Regions from separate parts of the Homo sapiens genome. Here region 1 is linked to region 2. A link is an interaction called in ENCODE POLR2A ChIA-PET data of the cell type or tissue named here. Cell type or tissue: CD4-positive, alpha-beta T cell. All regions are shown on one strand. Each heading gives the region's core, and the rest is flanking DNA. Links, peaks and the distances in the headings are about the cores only.

Region 1 (5,000 bases), core at 1-5,000, 68 kb before region 2:
GGTGGGGGGCTGACCCCCCCCACCTCCCTCCCGGATGGGGCGGCTGGCCAGGCAGAGGGGCTCCTCTCTTCCCAGTAGGGGCGGCCGGGCAGAGGCGCCCCTCACCTCCCGGATGGGGCGGCTGGCCGGGCGGGGGGCTGACCCCCCCACCTCCCTCCTGGACGGGGCGGCTGGCCGGGCAGAGGGGCTCCTCACGTCCCAGTAGGGGCGGCCAGGCAGAGGCGCCCCTCACCTCCCGGACGGGGCGGCTGGCCGGGCGGGGGGCTGACCCCCCCGCCTCCCTCCTGGACGGGGCGGCTGGCCGGGCGGGGGGCTGACCTCCCCGCCTCCCTCCCGGACGGGGCGGCTGGCCGGGCAGAGGGGCTCCTCTCTTCCCAGTAGGGGCGGCCGGGCAGAGGCGCCCCTCACCTCCCGGATGTGGCGGCTGGCCGGGCCCGGGGCTGACCCCCCCACATCCTTCCTGGACGGGGCGGCTGGCCGGGCAGAGGGGCTCCTCACTTCCCAGTAGGGGCGGCCGGGCAGAGGCGCCCCTCACCTCCCGGACGGGGCGGCTGGCCGGGCGGGGGGGCTGACCCCCCCCACCTCCCTCCCGGACGGGCAGCTGGCTGGGCAGAGGGATGACCCCCCCACCTCCCTCCTGGATGGGGCGGCTGGCCGGGCGGGGGGCTAACCCCCCCACCTCCCTTCTGGACGGGGCGGCTGGCCGGGTGGGGGGCTGACCCCCACCTCCCTCCCAGACGGGGTGGCTGCCAGGCGAAGACGCTCCTCACTTCCCAGACGGAGTGGCTGCCGGGCGGAGGGGCTCCTCACTTCTCAGAGGGTGTGGCTGCTGGGCGGAGGGGCTCCTCACTTCTCAGACGGGGCGGTTGCCAGGCAGAGGGTCTCCTCACTTCTCAGACGGGGCGGCCGGGCAGAGACGCTCCTCACATCCCAGACGGGGCAGCAGGGCAGAGGCGCTCCCCACATTGCAGAAGATGGGCGGCCTGGCAGAGACGCTCCTCACTTCCTAGATGGGATGGCGGCCGGGCAGAGACACTCCTCACTTTCCAGACTGGGCAGCCAGGCAGAGAGGCTCCTCACATCCCAGACGATGGGCGGCCAGGCAGAGACGCTCCTCACTTCCCAGACGGGGTGGCGGCCGGGCAGAGTCTGCAATCTCGGCACTTTGCGGGGCCAAGGCAGGCAGCTGGGAAGTGGAGGTTGTAGCGAGCCGAGATCACGCCACTGCACTCCAGCCTGGGCACCATTGAGCACTGAGTAAACGCGACTCCGTCTGCCATCCCGGCACCTCGGGAGGCCGAGGCTGGCGGATCACTCGCGGTTAGGAGCTGGAGACCGGCCCGGCCAACACAGCGAAACCCCATCTCCACCAAAAAAATACGAAAACCAGTCAGGCGTGGCGGCGCGTGCCTGCAATCGCAGGCACTCGGCAGGCTGAGGCAGGAGAATCAGGCAGGGAGGTTGCAGTGAGCCGAGATGGCAGCAGTACAGTCCAGCTTTGGCTCGGCATCAGGGGGAGACCGTGGAAAGAGAGGGAGAGGGAGACCGTGGGGAGAGGGAGAGGGAGAGGAGGGAGAGGGAGAGGAGGGAGGGAGAGGAGGGAGAGGGAGAGGAGGGAGACGGGAAGCTTATTTTTCTATTCTTGGTTTGGTTTTTGAGACAAGGTCTCACTCTGTTTCCCAGGCATGATCACTGCTCACTGCAGCTTCAACCTCCCCAGGCTCAGGTGATGCTCCTTAACCTCCCGAGTAGCTGAGACTACAGGCACAAGCCACCACACCTGGCTAATTTTTGTATTTTTTGTAGAGACCAGGTTTGCCATGTTGCCCAGGCTGGTCTGAAACTCCTGGGCTCAAGTGATTGAACCATCTTGGCCTCCCAAAGTGCTGGTATTACAGGCCACCACACCTGGCCTTAAATCTAATTTTTAAACCACCTGAAAAGATTAGTTCAAGCCATCCCTTATTAGGTTGTTCTAAGTTTTAAAAAGAGTCCTTATCCCAGTGTTAAGATTTGGATAGAGGATAGAGCACAGGAAAAAACAATTAGCTTGGTTGTTTGCTGCCATTTCCCCTCTCCCTCTTTTACTCACACACGTTCTCTATTTCTGCACAGAGTTTGAAAGATATCAACAACATGATAAGGCAAGGTGAGCAGAGAACCAAGAAGCGAGTAATAGCCATCGATAGTGATGCAGAATCCCCTGCCAAACGCGTCTGTCAAGAAAATGATGACGTTTTACTGAAACGACTACAGGATGTTGTCAGTGAAAGAGCAAATCATTAATGTTGTTCTTGTTTCTATGATAAAAGCACTTTCAGATTGTTCTGCAGAAAGTTGGAGCTCTGTCCTTCAAACCTTTTAGCCCTATAGATGATAAATATCACTGGGTTATAAGAAAAAATTGCACAAAAATTATGTGCTTTTTAAAATATTTATCCAAAATGTAGTTGACAGAGATGTATTTTGAGTTGGATTGGAAAGGAATATTTTAAGTGCCTTTTAAAAATACTAATAGTCCGGCCAGGCGCTGTGGCTCACGCCTGTAATCCCAGGACTTTGGGAGGCCAAGGCGGGCAGATCACCGGAGGTCAGGAGTTCGAGACCAGCCTGACCAACATGGAGAAACCCCATCTCTACTAAAAATACAAAATTAGCCGGGTGTGGTGGCGCATGCCTGTAATCCCAGCTACTTGGGAGGCTGAGGCAGAATTGCTTGAACCCAGGAAGCGGAGGTTGTGGTGAGCCAAGGTTGCGCCACTGCACTCCAGCCTGGGCAACAAGAGTAAAACTCCATCTCAAAAAATATATATATATATATAAATAGGGAATTTTTTTTAATGTTTGCTCCTTGAGTTTTCAAGATGAAATAAGGAGAAACCCCATAACTTTTTAGCTCTCTTTTAAAAATAAATGTCTCCTTCTGTGTTCTGTAATATGAGGATAAATAATCTACTTTTGATAGCATGCTTTGAGATATTTGTATTCTTAATTTAATATTGAAGGAAGGGGTTGGTTCCCATAGTACCTGGCCAGAGGGTTATATACCATCCTGTCTCTGGCCCACTGTGGTAATTCCACATCCAGGTACCACCGCCATTCAGAGTTGTCTCACCCCTTCTCGTGCCTTTTCTCTCCTTGAGCTTTATAAACAGATTTGTACCTGAGCCCCAGTGCTACACTCATCCTTGCTTTCCAGCCCTAAGCCATCTCAGCCTGATGTCACAACCCAATAAATGGGGCACTTTCTTCTTTTGTAAACTATTATCATTTTGGTTTCTGTGACATTAACTTAATTATATATGATCGTATTAACTCATGTAGTTCTCAAAATAGGCAGCTGCTTCTGAAGCCAGTAAAATAAAATTCAGTTAGTTATTAAAAACTAAATTCCTATTAGTAAGGTAACACCATGATTATGTGTGATATACTGTTTTTGAGATCATAGTTATCAGTCATTCTCAATATCTAATTGAGTCCCTAAGAATATTTTAAACCTTTTAAAAATCACATAAATATCATCTCATGCCTCATAATTCTAATATATTTAATACATCAGTAAAATAGCTGCTTATTACTTCCCACACTTTGTTCTCAGTATTGTTAGTGCATCATGAGTTTCCTGCTAGTGTTTGACCACTGGGTACTCCTGAAGATGTTTTTTAGTACTAGGGATGCTTTTCAGTATTAGGGATGCTTTTTTCAGTACTAGGGATGTACTAGGGAGTACTGAGTACTCCTGAAGATGTTTTTCAGTACTAGGGATGCTTTTTTCAGTGTTAGGGATGCTTTTCAGTACTAGGGATGCTTTTTTCAGTGCTAGGGATGCTTTTCAGTACTAGGGATGCTTTCCAAAATATCACCTCTTTAACGTTTACTTTTTCTAGTGTGTGTCTGGAATCCAAAGGACATGAATAAGCCACTCATAATTAATTTTGAGAAGTTTTATCAAATGTTTATGTTTCTAACTGCAAACCTTAATTTTGGAAAGGCACAATGTTTAACTCACCTATGTTTAACCATGGCTAATTTAAAATAGTCTAAGATTTGGCCGTCACTAATTAGTATTCTCAAGAATTTCATTTTTCAATTTTAAGAAGAAAAGGGATTTTGGTCACATTTTGCTTGTAAATGAAAATTACATCCTCATTCTTTGTGTAGTATCTACACATTGTTATAAGCCAAAAAACAAAGTCTGTCTGGAATCTTTGTACATATTTGTATGTTGCTATAATTGTTATTTTTATCTTCATTATTGTGCAAAATATAAATGAGCATTTGTACATTGACTGTATAAGAAACCATGGGCCAGGTCCTGTGGCTCATGCCTATAATCCCAACACTTTGGGAGGCTGAGGCAGGAGGATTGCTTCAGTCCAGGAGTTCAAGACTAACCTGGGCAACATAGCCCTCATCTCTACAAAAAATAAAAAAATTAGTTGGGTGTGATGGCATGTGCCTGTAGTCCCAGCTACTCAGGAGACTGACATGAGAGGATCACTTGAGACTGGGAGATTCTGAGGCTGCAGTGAGCTGTGATTGCACCACTACACTCCATCCTAGGTGAGAGGGCAAGACCCTTTCTCAGAAAAGGAAAAAAAGAAATTCTGGACATGTTTTTATCAGTTTTCAGGACTTGGTATCAATGTACATAGAATGGCTAATAAAAATTGGAATTGAGATTATTGAAAAAAAACTCTTTTCTGTATGACTGGAAGCAGTTGCACAGCCATCTGAAATCTGTCTGTTTTAATATCTATGTCTCTAAAATTCCTTAGAATAACTTAAAAGTTAATGTTCCTGTGGTTTCCAGGGTCTAGGGGGAAAATGAAAAATAACTGCTTAATGGATACAGAGTTTTTTGGGGGGGGAGTGATGAAACTATTTTGGAACTTGATAGAGGTGGTGTAGTTGCATAACATTGTGAATTTACTAAATGCCACTGTATTGGACATTTAAAAATGGTTAATTTTGTGTTATGTAGATTTCACCTTAAATTT
Region 2 (13,300 bases), core at 1,753-6,752:
CCTTATTTTATTGATGAGAAAATTGAGGCTTTTTTTTTTTTTTTTTTTTTTTTTTTGAGACAGAGTCTCTTTCACTAGGCTGGAGTGCAGTGGCGTAATCTTGGCTCACTGCAACTTCGACCTCCCAGGTTCAAGCAGTTCTGTACCTCAGCCTCCTGAGCAGCTGGGATTACAGGCGCCCACCACCACACCCGGCTAATTTTAGTAATTTTAGTAGAGACGGGGTTTCACCATCTTGGCCAGGCTGGTCTTGATCTCCTGACCTTGTGAGCCACCTGCCTCGGCCTCCCAAAGTACTGGGATTACAGGTATGAGCCACTGTGCCCAGCCCCAAAATTGAGGCTTTTTATTTACCTTGTTGCAATTTATTTATTTTATGTATTCTTAACCACCTCAGATCTTTCCTGGAAAAATAATGAAAGTATCTATAGACAGGTCAGTTGGATTTGTTTTTAAATATTAATTAAAAGCTAACAGGGGCTGGGTGTGGTGGCTCACACCTGTAATCCCAGCACTTTTTTTTTTTTTGAGATGGAGTCTCACTCCGTCGCCCAGGCTGGAGTGCAATGGCACGATCTCAGCTCACTGCAACCTCTGCCTCCAGGGTTCAAGTGATTCTCCTGCCTCAGTCTCCCAAGTAGCTGGGATTACAGGTGCCCACCACCACGCCTGGCTAATTTTTGTATTTTTTAGTAGAGACAGGGTTTCACCACGTTGGCCAGGGTGGTCTTGATTTCTTGACCTCGTGATCCGCCCGCCTCGGCCTCTCAAAATGCTGAGATTACAGGCATGAGCCACCGTGCCCGGCCAATCTCAGCACTTTGGGAGGCCGGGGCAGGCGGATCACTTGAGATCATGAGTTCGAGACCAGCCTGAGCAACATGGTGAAACCCCGTCTCTAGTAAAAATACAAAAATTAGCAAGGCGTGGTGGCGCACGCTGCAGCTACTTGGGAGGCTGAGGCAGGAGAATAGCTTGAACCCGGGAGGCCAAGGTTGCAGTGAACTGAGATAGCACCATTGCACTCCAGCCTGGGTGACAGAGTGAGAATCAGTCTCAAAATAAATAAATAAATAAATAAAAGCTAATGGGTCGGTTGCTGATACAACTAATTATGTATATTTGATTATTTAATTTTTCTGTATTCTCTATTTACTCTGGTACAGAGTTGCTCTTTCAAACCAGATCATTTTCTTACCTGTCAGGAAATGCGTAAGTTAAAAAAGCATTCATAATCTTAGAGAAGGCGATGCCTCTGTTACATACAACTAAGCTGAGACGTTGGTCTGCATTTCCATTATGCAGTGTAGAGCCAGGAGGAAGTGGACAGGGAAGAATAGACAGTCTTTGAGATTTTCATGAAGTACTCACAGTATATTACTTTGGTTTTCTGTTTGTGTAGAAGCATTTTTAGTTAGGCACAACATGTGTCTATACTCAAATGTTCATTCATCAACAAATATTTATCGAACCTTACTAAGCCCTACCAAACCACAAAAAGATAACAATCGCCTCTGTCCTCATGTAGCTCAGAGTTCAGGGGAAAAGAATTTAGGAATGGCTCAGATGGAAGTGCTGGAAGTGCATTTAAGTACTTCATCTCCAATTATGTTGTAAACATTACAAAGCCAGATATTCCTACTTTAAAAAAAAACTGTGGTAAAATACACAGAATAGAAAATACATAGTCTTAAGTGTTTTTTAAGTGTACAGTTTAGTAGGGTTAAATGCATTCACATTGTGCAACCAATCGATTGCCAAAACTCTTATCATCTTACAAAACCAAACTTGCCAAAACTCTTATCATCTTACAAAACCAAACTTGCCAAAACTCTTATCATCTTACAAAACCAAACTTGCCGGGTGCAGTGGCTCACACCTGGAATCCCAGCACTTTGGGAGGCTGAGGCCAGTGGATCACCTGAGGTCAGGAGTTCAAGATCAGCCTGGGCAACATGGCGAAACCCCGTCTCTACTAAAAATACAAAACCAGCCGGGCATGGTGGAGTGTACCTGTAATCCCAGCTACTCCTGAGGTTGCAGTGAGCTGAGATCAGGCCAGTGCACTCCAGCCTGGGCAACACAGCGAGACTCCATCTCAAAAAAAAAAAAAAAAAAACACGAAACTGTATACGTATTAAACAACTCTTCATGTCTCCCCCCGCAACCCCCCGCAACCCCCTAGTAACTACCATTCTACTTTTTTTTTTTTTTTTTTTTTGGAGACGGAGTTTCGCTCTTGTTGCCCAGGCTGGAGTGCAATGGCGCAATCTCGGCTCACCACAACCTCCGCCTCCTCGGTTCAAGTGATTCTCCTGCCTCAGCCTTCCAAGTAGCTGGGATTACAGCCTTCCAAGCAGCCTTCCAAGTAGCTGCCTCAGCCTTCCAAGTAGCTGGGATTACAGCCTTCCAAGTAGCTGGCACCTGCCACCACGCCCAGCTAATTTTGTATTTTTAGTAGAGATGGAGTTTCACCACATTGGCCAGGCTGTTCTTGAACTCCCGACCTCAGGTGATCTGCCCACCTCAGCCTCCCAAAGTGCTGGGATTACAGGCATAAGCCACCGCACCCGGCCCTCTTTTTTTTGTTTATGAATTTGGCTACTCTAGGTACCTCATCTTAGTGAAATCATATAATATTTGTCTTTTTGTCACTGGCTTATTTCACTTAGCATAATTTCCTCAAAGTTCATCTATGTTGTAGCATGTGTCAGTATTTCTTTCCTTTTTTATTTTTTATTTTTTATTTTTAAATTATTTTTTATTTCCTTTTTAAGGTTGAATAATATTTTATCATATGTATCTACCACATTTTGTTTATACATTCATTTGTTGATGGATACCTGTTGCTTTTACCTCTTGGCTATTTTGAGTAGTGCTGCTATGAACATGTCTGTACAAATATATTCTCTTTCTTTTTTTGGGGGGAGGGTGGTGGGGACGGAATCTTGCTCTGTTGCCCAGGCTGGAGTGCAATGGCAAGATCTCGGCTCACTGCAACCTGTACCTCTTGGGTTCAAGCAATTCTCCTGCCTCAGCCTCCCAAATAGCTGGGATTACAGGTACCTGCCACCATGCTGAGCTAATTTTTGTATTTTTTAGTAGAGATGGGGCTTCAACATGTTGGCCAGGCTGGTCTCGAACCCCTGACCTCAAGTGATCTGCCCGCCTCAGCCTCCCAAAGTGCTGGGATTACAGGCGTGAGCCCCTGAGCCCAGCCAATCTTTTCAAGACCTACTTTCGTTATTGTGGGTGTATACCCAGAAGTGAAATTGCTAAATCACTGTGGTAATTCCGTTTTTAATTTTTGTGGAGCACCCATACTGTTTTCCATGGCAGCTACACCATAATACATCCCCACTAACAGTGCACAGGCTTCCAACTTCTTCACATCATGTCCAACACTTGTTATTTTCTGGTTTTCTTTTTTTAATAGTAGCTATCCTAAGGGGTGTGAAGTGGTATCTCACTGTGGTTTTGATGTGCATTCCTCTAATGATTGGTGATATTGAGCCAGAGGTCCTGCTTTTGGGATTCCGTTTGTGTGTGTTCCTGCCTAGTTCTGAAATATACTGTTCAGTAAAGTTGCCCTAAAGGTATGTTAGAATGTTTAAGGAAACATACTGAAGTTCTTGAGGACCAGAACTATCACTCCTCTTGCAAACAGAAAAGTGACTTTTTGTGTTTTTGCTCTGCAGGGTGGGGTATCTAGCAGGATGTCTAGTTCACGCACTGGGTGAAAAACAACCAGAGCTGCAGATAAGTGAACGAGATGTTCTCTGTGTTCAGATTGCTGGACTTTGTCATGATCTCGGTAAGCTGTACAAAGAGACAAAGTTGTTATGTAAAATCATAACATATGTTACCTCTCTTTGACGTTAAAAAATCAGATCAACCAAGAGAATATGGAAATTGTATTTTAATTCTTCAGTTGATGTTAGTATAAATGTACTGTTGCTTCTTCCTAGAATGATTCATAAGTAGAAAACATTGCTATTTTATTTTCTTGGCAACTTTCAGTGAATTTCTCATGTTAAACATCTTTGCTAAAGTGGTTTTTTTGTTGTTGTTTTTTTTTTGAGACAGAGTTTTGCTCTGTTGCCCACGCTGGAGTGAGTGGCTCATTATCGGTTCACTGCAACCTCCGCTTCCTGGTTTCAAGCAATTCTCGTGCCTCAGCCTCCCGAGTAGCTGGGATTACAGGCATGCACCACCATATCCAGCTAATTTTTGTATTTTTAGCAGAGACGGGGTTTCACCATGTTGGCCAGGCTGGTCTCGAACTCCTGACCTCAGGTGATCCACCAGCCTCAGCCTCCCAAAGTGCTGGGATTACAGGCATGAGCCACCGTGCCCGGCCATCATGTTTACTACAGGTTATATGAAAGGGCTTTTTGCTAGTGAGTTTTTCTTACTACTGCTTTTAGGATGATATGTGAATTTTATTTTTCTTTTATCCTTCTTATGCTTATTTTTTTTTTTTTTTTTGGTCTTTTTTTTTCTTCCTTTTTGTGGAGAACAGGATCTCGCTATATTGCCCAGGCAGGTCTCGAACTCCTAGGCTCAAGCTATCCTCCCGCCTCTCCTCCCTGAGAGCTGGGATTACAGGTGTAAGCCACCGCGCCTGGCCTTGTCCTTCTTATCAAATAAAATCACCATTTTTCCTTCGGTTATTTGGTGAAATCCATTTTTTTTCATATTTATAATCTCTAATCTGCCCAAGTGGATTAACACATTTAGAGAACTCCTTGTCTTTTCTGATCCATGTGAGGTCTTAGGCCACTTTAATCCAAGCAAAAGAATATAATCCTTTTCCTGTGACAAAGAGAAAGGGGACTGTCCCATTTATTTTTTTATTTTTGAGATGGAGTCTTGCTCTGTCACACAGATTGGAGTGCAGTTGGCACTATCTTGGCTCACTGCAACCTCCGCCTCCTGGGTTCAAGTGATTCTTCTGCCTCAGCCTCCCGAGTAGCGCCTGGCTAATTTTTTTCTATTTTTAGTAGAGATGCAGTTTCATCATGTTGTTGAAACTGGTCTCGAACTCCTGACCTCAAGTGATTCACCTCCCTTGGCCTCCCAAAGTGTTGGGAATACAGGCATAAGTCACCACGTTGGGCCGGGACTGTTCCTTTTAAATCATGGGGGTTTTTACCTCTATCCTTATAGTTTATTCCTACTTATTCAGGGACTCTGAGAGTTTGTGTGTACCCTCAGGGCAGGGGAAGGGAGGTGCATGCCACTGTTTGGATAGCCAGATACTTAAAGCAAGTAGGCACTCTTTTTATGTCCCCCGGAGACTTACAAAGAACCAATACCAGCCCCTAGATGATAAATTTGATGGATTCTTGGTATTTTGAGGGAGAATCATTGGGAAACCTTTGCCAGTCCCCAGGAGCCTGAGCACTGCATTAGCGAGCCTTTATGTGTAGCCTGTGACTTGCAAAGCAGGGCCAAGGCTAGTCTAGGTAGACTTCCCTCTCCAGTTAAGTGGCTCACTTCTTTTTTTTTTTTTTTCAGATGGAGTCTCGCTCTGTTGCCCAGGCTGGAGTGCAATGGTACGATCTTGGCTCACCACAACCTCCACCTCCCAGGTTCAAGCCATTCTCCTGCCTCAGCCTCCCAAGTAGCTGGGACTACAGGCACATGCCACCATGCCCAGCTAATTATTATAGTTTTAGTAGAGATGAGGTTTCACCATATTGGTCAGGCTGGTCTCAAACTCCTGACCTCAGGTGATCCACCCGCCTCAGCCTCCCAAAGTGCTGAGATTACAGGCATGAGCCACCACACCCGGCCAAAGATAGATTTTTTTAAGCTTGAGAGTTATAAGAGAAATTCTAATTTTTTCTTCCTGCACCCCAGTGGATTTTCTTTTTTTTTTTTCCCGAGACAGAATCTCGCTCTGTTGCCCAGGCTGGAGTGCAGTGGCGCAATCTCGGCTCACTGCAACCTCCGCCTCCCGGGTTCAAGCGATTCTCCTGCCTCAGCCTCCTGAGTAGGTAGTATTACAGGCGCCTGCCACCACACCCGCCTAATTTTTGTATTTTTAGTAGAAACAGGGTTTCACCATCTTAGCCAGGCTTGTCTTGAACTCCTGACCTCGTGATCTACCCGCCTCGGCCTCCCAAAGTGCTGGGATTACAGGCATGAGCCACCGCGCCCAGCCCCTTTTTTTTTCTTTTGAGATGGAGTCTTGCTCTGTCACCCAGGCTGGGGTGTAGTGGTGTGATCTTGGCTCACTGCAAGCTCCGCTTCCCAGGTTCACGCCATTCTCCTGTCTCAGCCTCCCGAGTAGCTGGGACTACAGGTGCCCGCCACCAAGCCCGGCTAATTTTTTGTATTTTTAGTAGAGACAGGGTTTTTACCATGTTGGCCGGGCTGGTCTCGAACTCCTGACTCAAAGTGATCCACCCACCTCAGCCTCCCAAAGTGCTGGGATTACAGGCATGAGCCACCACACCTGGCCCTAGTGGATTTTCTTGAAACTGCTATTTTAATCCAGATATTTTCAATCTGAAGATTTCAAAAAGTTTTTGGCATTAACATTCTTTTTAGTTACACAGAATTGTCCATTTATCAAGCCCTGTGTGGTGGTGCATGCTTGTAGTCCCAGCTATTCAGGTGGCTGAGGCAGGAGGATGACTTGAGGTCAGGAGTCCAAGGCTGCAGTGCATAATGATCATGCTTGTGAATAGCCACTGCACTCCAGCCTGAACAACATAGCAAGACTCTGTCTCTTCAAAAAACAACAAAAACTGCCCTTTTATCAGATTTATGTAAAACCTGGTGACTGGAGACTGCTCGATGGAGAGCTTACTTTTCCATGTTTCTGCTTCCTGTTCTCCTGTTTTAGAAATAGGAAGAAAGGGTTTGTCCCTTTTTGTGATTGTATTTTTAGATTATTAATTTCTTTTGCTATTCAAGTTAAACTAAAAAGATTAAAGAATTCAGTTTGGCTGAGTGTGGTGGCTCACGCCTGTAATCCCAGCACTTTGGGAGGCTGAGACGGGCGGATCACCTGAGGTCGGGAGTTCGAGACCAGCCTGACCAACGTAGAGAAACTCCATCTCTACTAAAAATACAAAATTAGCTGGATGTGGTTGCACACGCCTGTAATCCCAGCTACTCGGTAGCCTGAGGCAGGAGAATCGCTTGAACCCAGGGGGCGGAGATTGTGTTGAGCCAAGATTGTACCACTACACTCCAGCCTGGGCAACAAGAGCGAAACTCCGTCTCAAAAAAAAAAAAAAAAAAAAGGAAAAAGTTTTTGTTGGTTTACAGATGTTTTTCTTGTTCTAAGGCTGCTTTTGTTTTTAAGGTCATGGGCCATTTTCTCACATGTTTGATGGACGATTTATTCCACTTGCTCGCCCGGAGGTGAAATGGACGGTATGTATTCATACAGTCAATAGTCAATAAAAAGAAAGACTATTTAAGCAGGTTATTTAGTTAATTTATCTGTTTGGTTCCACTACTGTGTTATAAAATACTTCCCCATTACAGTGTCCAGGGTGCTTTCATTCACATATATATATATATGCTTTTGTTTGGTTCTCACAGTAGTCTGTAAGGAAGTTATCGTTATCTCCCTTTTTACAAATAAAGGAACTTGAAACTCTTGGATGTGTATTGATGCATCAAAAATCACAAAGCCGTTAAATACTGGAATCAGCAATACAAAACCAGTTGCCAGTTTAATACTCCTTCTGCTCCATTGTACTACTGTATAATAAAAGGCCAACTCCAGTTTTGACACATTTGGTATGACCACGAACTAACTTACCAGCCAAGTCATATATATTAAATGAATCATTTTAAAATTAGGCATTTGCAGGTGGCTGTCCCATATTTTGGAATCAATTTTTGAGAAGTAAAATTAGGTTGGTTTTTACTACACTGTATTTCTGGAACGGGAATAGAAAAAGGATATTAATATATATTGAAAACTTCTTACATGTCAACCACTTTTTTTTTCTCTCTCTCTTTTTTTGAGGTATAGTTCACATACAATAAGTTGTCCAGATCTTAAGTTCAGTGAGTTTTGACAGGCGTATACATCCATATGACTATTACCCAGTCAGGATATAGAACATTTTCATCTTCCTGAAAAATTCCCATGTGCTTTTTCCTAGTCAATTCTCACTCCCCCTCACCCCACCATCACCTTCTGATTTTTACAAACATAAATGAATTTTGTTGTTCTTAGACTTGATTAAGCAGAATCATATAGGAGGTCCTATTTTATGCCTTGCTTTATTTACTCAACATAATGGTTTTGAGATTTGTTCATGTTATGTGCCTCAGTAGTTGATCCTTTTTTTTATCGCCTACGTAGTGTGGCATTATGCAAATAAGTCACAATTTGTTTACCCTTTCTTGTTTTGTTGGAATTTGGATTGTTTTCAGGTTTTGGTTGTTATAAATAAGGTTGTCGTGCATATTATCGTACAAGATTTTGGTAGAAATACATTTTCTATGTTGTTGTAGTGTGGAAAGTTAATTACATTTTTAAAACAAGAAATACATTCAGCAGAAATACATTATTTTATAAAAATAAAAATAGATAAAATAAAGAAATACATTTTCATTTCACTTAGGTAAATACCGAGGAGCTAGAATTGCTGGGTCATATGGTAGATATGTATTTAATTCTATAAGAAACTACCAGAGTTTTCCAATGCGGTTGTACCATTTTACACTCCCATCAGCAACATACTGGAGTTCCAGTTGTTTTACAGCCTCATCAACATTTGACCTTTCAAATTAGCCCTTCTAATGAGTGTCAAATGGTATTTCATGGTTTGATTTTCTAATGTATGTTGAATACTATTTCCTGTACTTTGTACTTTGTTATTGATATATCTTCTTCTGCAAAGAACTCTCAACATTTTACTCGTTTAAAAAGTTTGATTGCTTGCTCTTTGATTACTGAGTTGTAGGAATTCTTTATGTATATATATGGTTAGGTATATGTATTGTGAATATTTTTCCCCAGTGTCTGGCTTGGCCAATTCATTTTTTCATGGTGCCTTTTGAAAAACAGACGTTTTCAATTTTGATGAAGTACTCTGGTTCTGCAAGCCAGTAAAATGGGTAGTTTCTCACCAGTTTTTCTGTCCTGGGGCCTGCCCTTAGGCAAAAAACCATAAAACCGGAATGTCACCCAGCACCTCTCCCTTCTAAGTATTGAGGTCTAACATCCACTTGGTTTTGGTCTCTCTCCAGGACCTTCAGGGAGTTGTCCAGAGCTTATAGTTGTTTTCTTCTGCAGTTGATCTAATAGGATCTTCTCAATCATTACCAAATCTATTCCTTTAAGCATTTTGCCTTTCACATTTAAATCCTTAGCTCGTGTACAATTTATTTTTGTGTAAGTATATGGGAGAAATCTTTTTTTTTCTTTTTTTTTTTTTTTGAGATGGAGTCTCACTCTGTTGCCCAGGCTGGAGTGCAGTGGTGCGATCTTGGCTCACTGCAACCTCCACCTCCTGGGTTCAAGCGAGTCTCCTGCCTCAGCCTCCTGAATAGCTGGGATTACAGGCATGTGCTACCACACCTGGCTGACTTTTGTATTTTTAGTAGAGATGGCTTTCACCATGTTGGTTAGGCTGGTCTCGAACTCCTGATCTCATGATCCACCCACATCGGCCTCCCAAAGCGCTGGGATTACAGACGTGAGCCACCGTGCCCGGCCGAGAAATCTAATTTTTTAATAGTTCATCCTATCCCCACTGACTGTAATACCAACCCCAACATTTATTAACTTCCCATATATGATGAATCATTCTGCATTCTGTTCTGTTTCCACACTTGTTACTTGGGGAAGAAAAAAAAAGAAGAAAAGAAATTTTTATCTGAGAAATATGAGCCCCTTTACATTATCAGGCCCAGAGAGGCATTGAAATAGAACAGCAATCATGTCACGCCCCCTTGAGCTAAATAATTATTATCTCTTGAAGCCAGCTGTTATGTGGGATGCCAGGTAACCATAAAATGCCATATATCCTGTACTTCATAATATGTAGCCAATCACTAACTAATGTTATTTCTGTAAGCCAGTGAACATTCCTGACTAACAACTTTTGTTATCACCTCCTCTTTGTGATCACCTCCTCCTCCTGATTTATGCTCTTTTCTTTTTTTTTCTTTTCTCTCCCTTCTGTCTCTGTCTCTCTTTTTCTCTTTCTCACTTTCTTTCTTTCTCATTCTTTCTCTTTTTCCCTTCCTTCCTTCCTTTCCTTCCTTTCTTTCCCTTCCTTCCCTTCTTTCCCTTCCTTTTCTTTCCCCTTCCCCCTTCCCTCCTTTCCCCTCCCCTCCCCTCAACAGGATCTTGCTTTGTCACCCAGGGTGGAGTGCAGTGGTGCAAACATGGCTTACTGCAACCTCGACTTCCAAGGCTCAAGCAATTCTCCCACTTCATCCTCCAGAGTAGCTGGGACTACAGGCACACACTACCATGCCCAGCTAATTTTTTATATTTTTTGTAGAGGGAGTGGGCCTCACTTTGTTACCCAGACTGGTCTCAACTCCCGAGCTCAAGCTATCTGCCCCGCTTGGCCTCCTAAAGTGCTGAGATTACAGGCCTAAGCCACCACACCTGGCCAGTCCTTTTTTGTTTAAAAACTTGAGCCTCTTTTGTTCTCCCCAAGCATTCCCCAAGGCAATTTGTAAATGTGTCCTCAACCTTGGCCCAAATAAACTCTCTATATTAAATATTTCTCAGCTCCTTCCTTTTAGGTTGACATACTTTATAATAAGATTTATGTTTTTATTTTTTCCTTTCTGTGGAGAACAGAGTCTTACTATGTTGCCCAGGCTGGTCTTGACCTCCAGACTCAAGCGATCCTTCCATCTCAGCCTCCCAAGTAGCTGGGGCCACAGGCCTGCACCGTCACACCTGGGTATTTATTTGTAGAGATGGAGTCTTACTATGTTGCCTAGGCTTGCCATGAAAGTCATACATCTTTGTTATACTTACTCCTAAGTTCCTTATAATTTTAGTTGTTATTATGGTCTGTGCTAGCTTTATGAAACTTAATTTTTTCTGTTTGCTAGTATATTCACAGTTGGCATTGATATATTTAAAACTACTATTTTGAAAATCCCTTACTTTATTTATTTATTTATTTATTTTTATTTTATTGTTTTTGAGAGAGGGTCTTGCCCTGTCACCCGGGCAGGAGCTCAGTGATGTCATCTAAGCTCACTGCAACCTCTGCCTCCCAGGGTCAAGTGATCCACCTCATTTTTATTTTTTAAAATACTCTCTCTTGGCCAGGCGTGGTGGCTCGCGCCTGTAATCTGAGCACTTTGGGAGGCCAAGGTGGGCGGATCACAAGGTCAGAAGATTGAGACCATCCTGGCTAACGGTGAAATCCCGTCTCTACTAAAAATACAAAAAAATTGGCTGGGTGTGGTGGCAGGCACCTGTAGTCCCAGCTACTCAGGAGGCTGAGGCAGGAGAATGGCGTGAACCCAGGAGGCGGAGCTTGCAGTGAGCTGAAATCACGCCACTGCACTCCAGCCTGGGTGACAGAGTGAGACACTGTGTCAAAAAATAAATAAAATACTCTCTCTTTATATATAGATATTTTTTTTCTGAATCATTAGAAAGTAAGTTTTGACCAGGCACAGTGGCTCATGGTTGTAATATCAACATTTTGGGAGGCCAAGGTGGGCAGATCGCTTGAGCCCAGGAGTTCAAGACCAGCCTGGACAACATGGTGAAACCCCGTCTCTACAAAAAAATTTAAAAATTAGCCAGGCATGGTGGGGTGGCAGGATTGCTTGAGCCTGGGAGGTCGAGGCTGCAATGAGCTGTGATCGTGCTACTGCACTCCAACGTAGGTAACAGAGTGAGAACTTGTCTCAAAAAAAGAAAGTTAGTTTTTAGACTGGACACAGTGGCTTACACCTGTAATCCCAACAGTTTGGGAGGCTAAGGCAGGAGGATAGCTTTGAGCCCAGGAGTTCAACACCAGCCTGGGCAACATAGTGAAACTGTCTCTACAAAATTATGAAAACATCAGCTGGTCATTGTGGTGCACACCTGTGGTCCTAGCTACTGAGAACGGGAGGATTACTTGAATCCAGGAGTTCAGGGATACACTGAGCTATGAATATGCCACTGAGCTCCAGCCTGGGTGATAGAGCAAGAGCCCTGTCTCTCAAAGAATGTAAATTGTTGAAATACTTTATTTCTAAATACTTCAGTGGGTATTTCCTAAAAACAACATTTTCTTATATAACCATAGTATAATTATCAAAATCAGTAAATTAATGTTGATGCAGTACTCTTATCTAATTCAGACTTTCAAATTTTACCAATTGTCCATATAGAAAAAGGGGAAAAAAACTTTTTTTCCCTGGTCCAGAATTACACATTGCATTTAGTTGCCATTTTTCTAGTTTCTTTTGATCTGGAGCAATTCTTCAGTCTTTATCGTTAGTGACTTTGTCATTTTTTTAAAGAGCAACTGAGCTATTTTGTGGAATGTTCCTCAATTTGAGTTTCAGTGTGATGTTTCCTCATGGATTCAAGCTATGCATTTTTGGTAGAATGCCACAAAAGTGATGTGTCCAGATCGGACGCAGTGGCTCACATCTGTAATCCCAGCACTTTGGGAGGCCAAGGTGGGTGGATTACCTGAGGTCAGAAGTTGGAGACCAGCCTGGCCAATATGGCGAAACCCTGTCTCTACTAAAAATATAAAAATTATCTGGGCATGGTGGTGGGCACCTGTAATCCCAGCTACTCGGGAGGCTGAGGCAGGAGAATCACCTGAACCTGGGAGGCGGAGGTTGCAGTGAGCCAAGATCACGCCATTTCACTCCAGCCTGGGCAACAAGAGGGAAAAAAAAAAAAAACAACCACAAAAAATTAGCTGGGTGTGGTGGCACGTGCCTACTTGGGAGGCTGAGGAAGGAGAATTGCTTGAGCCCGGGAGCCCAGGAGGTGACAGAGCTAGACTCTGTCTCCAAAAAAATCAGTGATGCATCCTTCATAGTGTATCATCTCAGGAGGCACATAAATCCTAGTTGAGCCAATACCAATGATATTAATTCTGCTTACTTGATTAAGGCATTGTCTGTCAAATCTCTCCATTATAAAGTTACTATTTTTCCTCTTTGTAATTACGTATATCTTGATTCAATTCGTTTTTTTTTTTTTTTTTTTTGAGACAGAGTCTCGCTGTGTCGCCCAGCCTGTAGTGCAGTGGCGTGATCTCGGCTCACTGCAACCTCCGCCTCCCGAGTTCAAGCGTTTCTCCTGCTTCAGCCTCCTGAGTAGCTGGGA

Evidence for each region. ChIA-PET counts read pairs that join two places held together with the same protein. Peaks named below come from ENCODE experiments on the same cell type or tissue, not always from the same donor. Only the 100,000 strongest peaks of a DNase experiment are listed, where the experiment ranks them.
Region 1: POLR2A ChIA-PET joins it to region 2 with 10 read pairs; 10 of 35 experiments call an interaction of 5 or more read pairs at or near these places.

What each region holds. Positions count from the first base shown.
Region 1 is chr20:36,996,045-37,001,044 of GRCh38, reverse strand. It overlaps RBL1 (RB transcriptional corepressor like 1), which reads left to right. Exons shown (of 22, transcript NM_002895.5): 22 at 2,116-4,696. The coding sequence ends at 2,286. Among named protein-coding and RNA genes, the nearest start is that of SAMHD1, 47 kb to the right of the region's middle. RefSeq lists an enhancer at 148-1,075. In CD4-positive, alpha-beta T cell, for the core only: no CTCF peak of the experiment used is centred there; a DNase peak (open chromatin) is centred at 2,204; H3K27ac peaks cover 767 bases.
Region 2 is chr20:36,921,274-36,934,573 of GRCh38, reverse strand. SAMHD1 (SAM and HD domain containing deoxynucleoside triphosphate triphosphohydrolase 1) reads left to right here. Exons shown (of 16, transcript NM_015474.4): 5 at 3,699-3,814; 6 at 7,322-7,392. Among named protein-coding and RNA genes, the nearest start is that of SAMHD1, 24 kb to the left of the region's middle. In CD4-positive, alpha-beta T cell, for the core only: no CTCF peak of the experiment used is centred there; a DNase peak (open chromatin) is centred at 3,743; H3K4me3 peaks cover 445 bases; H3K27ac peaks cover 3,142 bases.